Linked DNA regions of Homo sapiens: region 1 is linked to region 2. Evidence: chromatin loops called from intact Hi-C (ENCODE). Cell type or tissue: ascending aorta. All regions are shown on one strand. Links, peaks and the distances in the headings refer to the core of each region. The heading gives the core; the rest is flanking DNA.

Region 1 (2,500 bases), core at 1-2,500, 450 kb after region 2:
TTCCCCTGCTGGTCCAGAGTGTCTTGAAGCCTCCTGGTAGGGTTTCCATCTGGACAGCCCCATCACAACCTCTTAGCCATCCTATGTCCCCAAGCCCATGGGGACAGCGCTGGCCTGAGTGTGGCCGCTGAGGCCTGCCCCCATCCTAGAGCAGAGGTCAGAGAACCTTTCCTCTTGGCAGAGCCATGAGGTCAGCTCTGCCCCAATAGCATTCCTGGAGCCACTGTGGAGTGAAGACCCCCAGTCTGTGTCCCACTCCACCCAAGACCCACCAGACATGTAGACAGTTGGCAGCCAGGAAACGCCTGCCCTGCAAAAGCTGAGTCTTGCTGGGTGGGTTCCCAGGGTGGCCCCAGCTTCCCAGGCCCCTAAAAGCTTTCGGAGTACAAAGGGGGTGGGAGGTGGGTCCTCTGCCCCTCATGGGCGCAAGATAATCTGCAAAGCAGGGCATGCTCTTTTTGTTCTTCCTTCAGAAGTGCGTCTGAGTCATGCTAAGCGTGGGGATACCCAGGGTCCTGGAATTCTGCCTGTCCCCATCTCTCAGCCTTCATGCCCAGGCAGTCTGGGATGCTGACCTCAGTTCACCCAGAAAGAGGCAGTCCCAAATCCCCAAAGAGGGCCCACCCTGGCCCAGCTACTGGTAAGCAGGGACAAAGGGGTGGTGCCAACACAGATGGAATTCATCCTTGGGGGCTCTGATGGGGATTTGCCAGCAAGGATAGCCAAGGCTGGGGGTCCCTGGCCCTGTGCTGGTGTCTGACCAGCCTCACATCCAGCACTGCAGAAACCAGCCCCACAGGACTGGGGGGCAATGAAAGGGAGAACCATGGTCTGCTGGAAGCAGAAATTGCCACCTTCTGCCCTGACCTTCCCAGGGGACCCAAAGCCTCCAGGGCCCAGGCTTGCCCAGGGTCCTGCCTCCCCTGGAGTGGGGACCAGGGAGGAGGGGCATCCTCAGGGGCTCTGCCCAGCCTCACTGGCTCTCGGTGTCCCACCCTGATTACTGTGCCCAGGTTAAAAATAAGCAGAAGCCTTGGGCCCATGCAGGACCTGGATTCCAGCTTGGTGACTGTGATCTGTGTGAACTTGGGGATGCTTTGGGTGCCCTCTGGGCCTTGGTTTCTCATCTGTGCGCTGGGCTTTCATGCGTCCCAACAGGGCTGAGCCTGGTGCTGGGCTGTAGTTCTGAGGCCGGCAGGCAGATGGCAGTGTGGGGCCGGCAAAGGGCACTGTCCCAGGCAGGCCTGCCCTCCACCCAGGGCACAGAGTGGCCCCTACCCAGAATCCAGGATGGGTTGGGGTGTTGGTCATGCCAGCCGCCAGGGGTTACCCACTCACATCGGTGAGGCCCAAGATCCCACAGCACCTTGTTGAGCCACCAGTTAGACCAGAGAGATGGGAGTGGATCACAGGGCTCAGCCCTCACGGTCATCACCATCAGCCCCTGTCTCTGTGCCTCTGAATTGGTACCACTCAGCACCATGGCGTATCTTCTCTGAGGACCAGGGACTTAGACCCAACCCAGGCGGTTGTTTGCAGGTGCATGGAAAGCTCGCAGCCTCCTGCCCTCAGAGGGTCCACTCTGTCTCCCAGCTACAGCCAGTTGGTCCTCAGCCTTCAAAGAGGTCATCCTACCTACCCCCAAAGAGGTCATCCCACCTACCCCCAAAGAGGTCATCCCACCTACCCCCAAAGAAAGAGGTCATCCCACCTACCCCCAAAGAAAGAGGTCATCCCACCTACCCCCAAAGAAAGAGGTCATCCCACCTACCCCCAAAGAAAGAGGTCATCCCACCTACCCCCAAAGAAAGAGGTCATCCCACCTACCCCTAAAGAAAGAGGCCATCCCACCTACCCCTAAAGAAAGAGATCATCCCACCTACCCCCAAAGAAAGAGGTCATCCCACCTACCCCTAAAGAAAGAGGTCATCCCACCTGCCCCCAAAGAGGTCATCCCACCTACCCCTAAAGAGGTCATCCCACTTACCCCTAAAGAAAGAGGTCATCCCACCTACCCCTAAAGAAAGAAAGAGGTCATCCCACCTACCCCTAAAGAAAGAGGTCATCCCACCTACCCCTAAAGAAAGAGGTCATCCCACCTACCCCTAAAGAAAGAGGTCATCCCACCTACCCCTAAAGAAAGAGGTCATCCCACCTACCCTTAAAGAAAGAGGTCATCCCACCCGCCCCCAAAGAAAGAGGTCATCCCACCTGCCCCCAAAGATGTCATCCCACCTACCCCCAAAGAAAGAGGTCATCCCACCTGCCCCTAAAGAAAGAGGTCATCCCACCCACCCCCAAAGAAAGAGGTCATCCCACCTCCCCCCAAAGAAAGAGGTCATCCCACCCGCCCCCAAAGAAAGAGGTCATCCCACCCGCCCCCAAAGAAAGATGTCATCCCACCCCTGTCTTATGTGGCTTTTTCACTGCTGCATCTTTAAAATGAAGACTCATGCTGTTCCCCTGACCCCCATCTCCCTGGAAAACCCCTATACACACT
Region 2 (8,076 bases), core at 2,668-5,167:
GAGGTGGAGGTTGTAGTGAGCCGAGATCATCCCACTGCACTCCAGCCTGGGTGACAGAGTGAGACTCCATCTCAAAGAAAAGAAAAGAAAAGAAAAGAAAAGAAAAGAAAAGAAAAGAAAAGAAATGGATGTGTGAGCATTCTGTACACAGCCTGGGACGATTATGAAAGCTCTCAAATGCTGAGCCTCCAGCAAACATTTATCACACACCTACTGTGTGCAGAGCACTTGCTGGGCTCTGAGAGGGAGTCAAGCTCTGAGAAGTCTGTGTCGATTTGTTCATTCCTTCATTCAGCAAATGCTGTTTGGGTGCTCACTGTGTGTCACACACCCTCATATTTATTGCGAATCGGCTTGGGTTAGGTTCCCCAGAAGCAGACACTGAGACCAAGATTCCTGGCCAGGGAGTGTCCCAGGAGGGCAAAGGGGACTCTAGCAGCCCAGGGTCACGGACAGCTCTCAAAGGCAGACCAACAGGTCTTGGGTTTTGGATACAAAAATGCTCCAAAATCAGGGGTGTGCAAATACAGTAAAAAGAGGATTCATTTGGATCTGCTTAGAACACCAAGGGTATCCGCTTCAGAAATACAGAGGTGACCGGGTGCAGTGGCTCACCCTTGGGAGGCCGAGGTGGGCGGATTGCTTGAGGTCAGGAGTTTGAGACCAGCCTGGGCAACATAGTGAAACCCCATCTCTACTAAAAATACAAAAATTAGCCAGGTGTGGTGGCACACGCCTGTAATCCCAGCTGTGGGAGGCTGAGCCACAAGAATCGGTTGAACCTGGAAGCAGAGGTTGCAGTGAGCCGAGATCTCACCACTGCACTCTAGCCTGGGCGACAGAGTGAGACTCCATCTCAAAAAAAAAAAAAAAAAAAAGAAGAGAAAAGAAAAGAAAAACAACAACAACAAAGCTGGACGAAGCTAGAAAGCTCCCTGCCCTCACAAACTTGCCTTCTAGTGGGAGAGACAGCTGGCGAGTAAATGCATGAGTAAGGTCACGTATGAGTAAGGTCACTCATAAGTAAGGTCACACATGAGTAAGGTCACTCTGGGAAGCAACGATGCCAGGATAGAAAGAAGAGCAGGGGGTGCACCGGAGAAGAGGTGCTGGGCAGGGGGGCTGCTTAGATGAGAGCACATTTCCGGAAGTTTCCTCTGAGAAGTGCCAACTCCTGAAGGCTTCATGGGAATCTGGAGAAGAGCACTCCAGGAACCGGGAAGTACATGTGCAAAGGGCCTGGGGTAGCAACACGCAGAACAGAAACGGTGCGCTGTGGCTGGAGCCCAGAGAGTGGGACTGAGTGGGAGAAACGCAAACTGCTTTTCCTCCTCTGTTCACCCCACAACAATCAACACAGAAGACTTCTGTGACCAAATATGGGGGGCTCCCCCCACAGCAGATCAAATGAACACCTAATTCTGCAGCGGATGCCAGCTGGGGGCCCTCTGATTCAACTCAATTCTGCCGCTGTCTACCTGGAGGCAGTGTCAGACCCCACAGGTCGAGGGTTCAGACCCCAGGGCGGCCCCTTACTCCCGATGCCCCTCTCAAGCCCTGGGATGTGTCACCTGTGCTTCTCACAGACCAGCTGTGAATTGGGGTTCCCACGACCCTGTCTTTGGGTTCAATTAATTTGTTAGAACGGCTCACAGGGCTCAGGGAAGCACTGAGCTTATTTATTATAAAGGATGTTAGAAGGATACAGATGAAGAGATGCTAGGGAGAGGCATGGGGGAGGGGCACGGGGAAAGGGCATGGGGAAGGGGCATGGAGCTGCCATGCTCTCCAGGACACCACCCTCCAGGAGCCTTCCCATGCTCAAAAACTCTGTCCTCTTGAGTTTTTATGGAGGCTTCATTAGGTGGGCGTAATTTTTAAAATTATATCATTTTAAATTTTTAAATGTTTAATTTTTGTAGGTTCATAGTAAGTGTATACAGTTGTGGGGTGCATGAGATGTGTTGACACAGGCATGCAATGTGACGTAATCACATCATGGGAAGGGCGTATCCACCCCTTCAAGCATTTAGCCTTTGTGTTACAAACAATCCAGTTACACTCCTTCAGTTATTTAAAAATATACAATCAAGTTATTCTTGACTATAGTCACCCTGTTGTGGGATCAAATAGTAGGTCTTATTCATTCTTTCTCTATATGTATATGGTTTTTGTATACATGGGCATGATTGATTAAACCACAGGCCATTGGTGATCAGTTTGACCTTCAGCCTCTCTCCCCTCACTGCTGGAGGTTGGGGACTGGGCTGAAAGTCCCAGTCCTGTAGCGCTGACTTGGTTTTTCCTGAGACCAGTCCCCATCCTGAAGCTGCCTAGGGGCTGCTGGCCACCAGTGAGTCATTGGCAAACTAAACACTTTGGAGATTCCAAGGATTTTAAGGCAGAAGACCAAATAAATATTTTACACGATCACAGTGGGAGGGGGTTGGAGGGAGATGGAGGTGGAGAGCTGGGGGGCCTCGCAGTTAGGATTTTAAGTACAGTGGGAAACCACTGGAGATTTTTCCATCAGGGAGGGCTGCGTTTGCTGTTTCTGCTGTGGGAGAGGCTGCGGGGGCAGGCGTGGATGCTGGAGGTCTGGCTGGAGGCAGTGGCCCTCCTCCTGGTGACAGATGGTGGTGGTGGTGGTGGTGGTGGCCTGGGCCAGGGCGGAGCAGTGGATGAAGAAGGGACAGATGCGGGGTGTATTTTTAGGGGCTGGAGCTCATAGAACATGGTGCTAAACTGGATGTGGGAAGGGAGGGGTGAGGACGCGTCCAGTGAGACTCTCAAGTGTCTGAGCCTGACGGCCAGGGGGAGGGAGGGGCTGCTTTTTGTTTGTTAGTTTTCATTTGTTTTTGTTTGCTTGTTTGTTGTTTGTTTTCTTTTTTGAGACAGAGTCTCGCTCTGTCGCCCAGGCTGGAGTGCAGTGGTGCAATCTCTACTTACTGCAACTTCCACCTCCTGGGTTCAAGCGATTCTCCTGTCTCAGCCTCACAAGTAGCTGGGATCACAGGCGCCCGCCATCATGCATGGCTGATTTTTGTATTTTTAGTAGAGACGGGATTTCACCATGTTGGCCAGGCTGGTCTCGAACTCCTGACCTTGTGATCTGCCTGCCTCGGCCTCTCAAAGTGTTGGGATTACAGGCATGAGCCACCGCGCCAGGCCATTTTCATTTGTTTTTGAGACAGGGTCTCTGTCACCCAGGCTTGAGTGCAGTCGTGCGATCATAGCTCACTGCAGCCTCGACCTCCTGGGCTCAAGTAATCCTCCTGCCTCAGCCTCCCGAGTAGCTGGGTCTACAGGCACATGCCAGGACACCTGGCTAATTTTTAAATTATTATTATTATTATTATTATTATTATTATTATTATTTTAGAAAGAGAGTCACACTATGTTGCCCAGGGTGGTCTCGAACTCCTGGCCTCAAGCGATCGGCCCACCTCTGCCTCCCAAAGTGCTGAGATTACAAGTGTGAGCCAGAGGGAGGTGCCACTAACTGAGGAGGGAGGCAGGAAGGTGGGGCTGGGAGCAAGTAGGGCCCCGATCCCCCAGTGCAGACCCGGGCTTAGCTCAGCATGGATTGAATGGCTGTGAACTCCCTGTGGGGGCTGCAGAGGGAGGAGTCAGGACACTGAGGTTGTTGTGTCACCCACACCGGATTCATCCCCTATCCCGGTCCACCCACCCCCAGGGCATCTGGAATGTGAGAGGCCAGAGAGAGAAAGCACCACCAGGAATCCCAACGTAGCAACAGCACAAATAACAGCAGCCCCTTTTGATGCTCAGGGGAGCACATGTTTCATGGAGCTATCCAGTGACCTGTACAGCAGGGAGACTTGAGGGGACCATTTCACAGATGGGAAGACGGAGGCTGAGGGGTGAGGCTATATTTGCAAGGTGGATCTTTTTTGTGTGTGTGAGCAATTGGTCGCGCTGTCTCCCTCTTTAGACTTTACGCTGCTGAAGGCAGGCACCGAGTTCTGTGGGGTTCGTGGTCCATGGGCATGCATGCAAATCAGTCTTTGCTGAGTTAATGAATAAATGATCTGGGGTGTAGCGAGGCTGGGGATGTGGTTGCGGGAGGGGAGTTCTGCAGACCTGCCCAGGGCCTGCCAGAGGCTGCACGTGCGGATTGTGGCCGCCAGGGGGCGCTGTGGGTCCAGCCTTCAGGGCGGCCCCAGATTCAGGGAGGCCCCAGCAGCCCGGGTCTCTCTGGCGGTCCCAGGGGCTGGGAAACGTCTGTTGTTTGAGGCTCTGGACATAGCAAAGATAAAAAATGAAAAACTGATGAACTAAGGCTGCAAGAACTATGTTCTCTTGTATGTTTACATGTAAAAATTTAACAGCTTCCATACATGAAATAGTCATGCAATATATTTTTGTGAAGTTACAAGGCTTGCAAAATTCTTAATGAACCATGTCCAGAGAGGGCAGGATTTAGAAAGGGGAAATTATCACAGTTCTTTTAATCTTGGTGGTGTGGGGCTCTAGGACAGTACATTCAAGATCTTCTCCAAAATCTGATTTGTGGTGTTTTTGTGAACTCAGAGTCCAGGCCAAATGGCTGGCTGTGGTCTCCCAGGGATGGGCAATCCTGATCCAAACCTCAGATGCCCAGAAGATATAAAATCTCAACACTGGGCCAGGCGCGGTGGCTCACACCCCTAATCCCGGCACTTTGGGAGGCCGGGGTGGGCAGATCACCTGAGGCCAGGGGTTCAAGACCAGCCTGGCCAACATGGTGAAACCTTGTCTCTACTAAAAATACAAAAATTAGCTGGGCATGGTGGTGAGCACCTGTAATCCCAGATACTGGGTAGGCTGAGGCAGGAGAATCACTGGAACCCGGGAGGTGGAGGTTGCAGTGAGCTGAGATTGTGCCACTGCACTCCAGCCTGTGCGACAGAGTGAGACTCTGTCTCAAAAAAAAGAAAAGAAAAGAAAAAAAAAGAAAATCTCAATGCCGGCCACTCCCAGCCCAGTCAGGCAAGCTCAGCTCTGGCATCCTGGCTTGCTCTCCTGGAACAGACTGTTGCTAGCATTCATTGAATCTTTCTGAGTGCCGTGCACTATTTTAAACCCTTGGCATATGCTCACTTAGTTTTCATCATAACCCAGGCGAGTGCTGTTATCATCATCATCTTCATTTTACAGATGAGGAAACTGAGGCACAGAGAGGCGAGGTCATTGTCCAAGGTCTTATGGCTGGAAAGGATCGGAGTCTGGATATGAATATTGGCCACTGGTTGGGGGGCATACATGCTTATCAGCTACTCTGCATACCTCCTCATTGACTGGGAACCAGAGCTTGCTGTGGGTGCTGGCTGAGGCATCCCACTTTATCTTATCCCTTATCCCAAGTGAAACTCAACTTGGGAACCCAGCTTCAAGAAACATAATTTCCAGGCAAAGGCAATGAATGCACACAGGTCCTGGCTCTAGAGCTTCTGAGGAGCCTGGGAGAGGAAAGGAGGTTGCAAGGCTCATTTCCCCCAAATCCAGTCCCAGCTCCATCTAGAAAGAGGCCCCCCGCATACCAAGCATGTGTCCAATCACTCCAGAAAAGCCCCTGGCAGGGGAGCATCCAGGCTCATTCCAGAGAGGTCAAGAATGGGAGGGGAAGAAGAGGAGTAAGAATAAACATGTCTAAAAATAGTGCTTGGATCTCCGAAACCCACAACAAAACAGGAAAGAGAGGGCAGGAGAACTGGGAGGGAGAAGCCTGGAGGTTTGGCTGAGGGAAGAATAAGGTGCACTGCCCTGGTGGGGGCTGTTTCTCTGACTTTCCTCTCTGAAGTCTTGGGAGCTAGGCTGGATGGAGGGTCTGAGCATAAAGGCCAAATATCTCTGGAGTCATGAGTGTTTCCAGATTTCACAACACGTTTGCCATGAAGCCTTAGCCCTAGCAAACTTCATAGCATTTAGAAGTCCTCGACTGAGGCAGAGGGAGGCTTTTAAGAGGGAGCTTTTTTTTTTCTTCCCCCTTTCAGGAACAGATGTTTGAGCAACATTGGCCATGATGCACATGTTTCTGCAAACCAGATCTCACTTACCTCCTCAGCTTCCATTGCAAAATGGGACTTCCACTCCCCTGGGAAAACATCTCTGCAGATGGACTGGAACAACTTGGCATGGAAGGTATTAAGCCTGAGGCTTGTGGTTGGGCCTGCAGTGGTTTCTCAGAACTGTGCAACACCCTTCTGGTCTCTGGGATTTTCCCTCTGCTTCTATGACCAGCCTCATCTGTTCTTTTCTGGGCCACAGGAATTTCTTCCATTTCAGGGAACAGGGACTCTGAGATTAAACACTGGCATCTCTGGTCATGCACTGTGGTGTGCTTGGCCCTGTGGTCTCTCTGTCTGTGGCAGTAACAGCTGTTTGAGGGAAGGACATAGTTTCCTTCATGATGTCAGCCTTGGAGATTAGGCAGATGGCAGGGTTTGGAAGCTAGAGCTGTGTGCTGAAGAAGATTGGATTCACTGTGTCCCTCAGGCAAGTCACTTTGACCCCTCTGTGCCTGTGTCCACTTCTGTCCAACAGGAATTCTAATTCCTGCCCCATCAATTTCAGATTCTCATGAGGATCATTAAGAAAAACATTTTATGCACTTTCAGTTGAAAATAGTTTGGGAAGATTTTCAAATGTGTCATAAAGCACTCTTGGAACAAACCCTAACATCCACGACCCAGTTTAGCTAAGTATTTACAAGGTCTAGTGGAGCTGAGCTGTAATACCACACATCACCAGCAGGTGCCACTGTCAAACACATCATGAGCGTTCTTGCACATGGGAGTAGTGTGGTTATCGTACATTGTGTAAAACTAGTTTTTTTAAATGGAGGGATGCATGTGGATCAGTGGAGGCAAGTTCAAATGCTTACAGAACTGGGCAGGCAGTGTAAATAGGCCCAACAGGCCAGGTGCTTGTTCATTGAGTGGTAGGGTAGTTTGTGCGACTGGCTATAGGGTAAAGGCATGCCCTACCCACAAGCATGGCTAGAGATCAAGGGGGTGGGTGTGGGAACAGCTGATGCCTTACCTCCCCAAAGTGGCACCTGTTCATCACTTTTAAAGGTACACTGTTGGCACCATTATTATTATTATTATTTTGAGAAAGAGTCTCATTCTGTCACCCAGGCTGGAGTGCAGTGTCATGATCTCAGCTCACTGCAACCTCTGCCTCCCAGGTTCAAGCTATTCTTCTTGTGTCTCAGCCTCCCGAGTAGCTAGGATTACTGGTGTGCACCACCACACCTGGCTAATTTTTTGTATTTTTAGTAGAGATGGGATTTCACCATGTTGGCCAGGCTGGTCTCGAACTCCTGGCCTCAATTAATCCACCCACCTTGGCCTCCCAAAGTGTTGGGATTACAGATGTGAGACACCGTGCCCGGCCAACACCATTATTGTTAAGACCATGATGAAAACATGTTAAAGTGTGAAAGTGAGGCGTTAGACCTGTGGTTAAAGACAGTGGCATTCTGTGTGTTGGATTCTGGGGTAATGACACCCCCTCCCTCTGCACTCCGGCCCAGGCTGCCTTCCTGTGATTGCAGAACTGATTACTGCCTCAAGGGAATGCAGACCAATGTTGCCAGATCGTCTATTTTTTTTTAAGAAGAGAATGTGGTTTTTTAAAATGTGAAATCTCCTGAGTTTTAATTATTGGCAACAAATTCCAATTATAATACTATATGGGCCAGCCAAGTGCAGTGGCTCATGCTTGTAATCCCAACACTTTGGGAGGCTGAGGCAGGTGAATTGCTTGAGCCCAGGAGTTCGAGACTGGCCTGGGCAACATGGTGAAACCCTGTCTCTATAAAAAATACAAAAATTAGCAGGGCGTGGTGGTACACACGTGTGGTCCCAGCTACTTGGGAGGCTGAGGCGGGAGGTTGGCTTGAGTCCAGGAGGTCGAGGCTGCAGTGAGCTGAGATTGCGCCAGTGCACTCCAGCCTGGGCAACAAAGCAAGACTATGTCTCAAGAAAAAAAAATACCATGTGGGCCAAATGAAACATGTCTTGGCCAGGACTCAGTCTGTCAGTTTTGAGGTGGTATTTGCCTCTGCCT

What was found. A loop is a pair of places that touch in the nucleus more often than their neighbours do. Peaks named below come from ENCODE experiments on the same cell type or tissue, not always from the same donor. Only the 100,000 strongest peaks of a DNase experiment are listed, where the experiment ranks them.
Region 1: it touches region 2 in a loop (6-fold over the local background); 36 of 110 quality-filtered maps call a loop at or near these places.

What each region holds. Positions count from the first base shown.
Region 1 is chr12:124,319,869-124,322,368 of GRCh38, reverse strand. No RefSeq gene overlaps it. Among named protein-coding and RNA genes, the nearest start is that of MIR6880, 16 kb to the left of the region's middle. RefSeq lists enhancers at 204-283, 791-900, 1,331-1,400. In ascending aorta, for the core only: a CTCF peak has its summit at 1,195; a DNase peak (open chromatin) is centred at 1,188; H3K27ac peaks cover 678 bases.
Region 2 is chr12:124,763,241-124,771,316 of GRCh38, reverse strand. No RefSeq gene overlaps it. Among named protein-coding and RNA genes, the nearest start is that of SCARB1, 97 kb to the left of the region's middle. In ascending aorta, for the core only: a CTCF peak has its summit at 4,141 (motif pointing right); a DNase peak (open chromatin) is centred at 4,146; H3K27ac peaks cover 990 bases.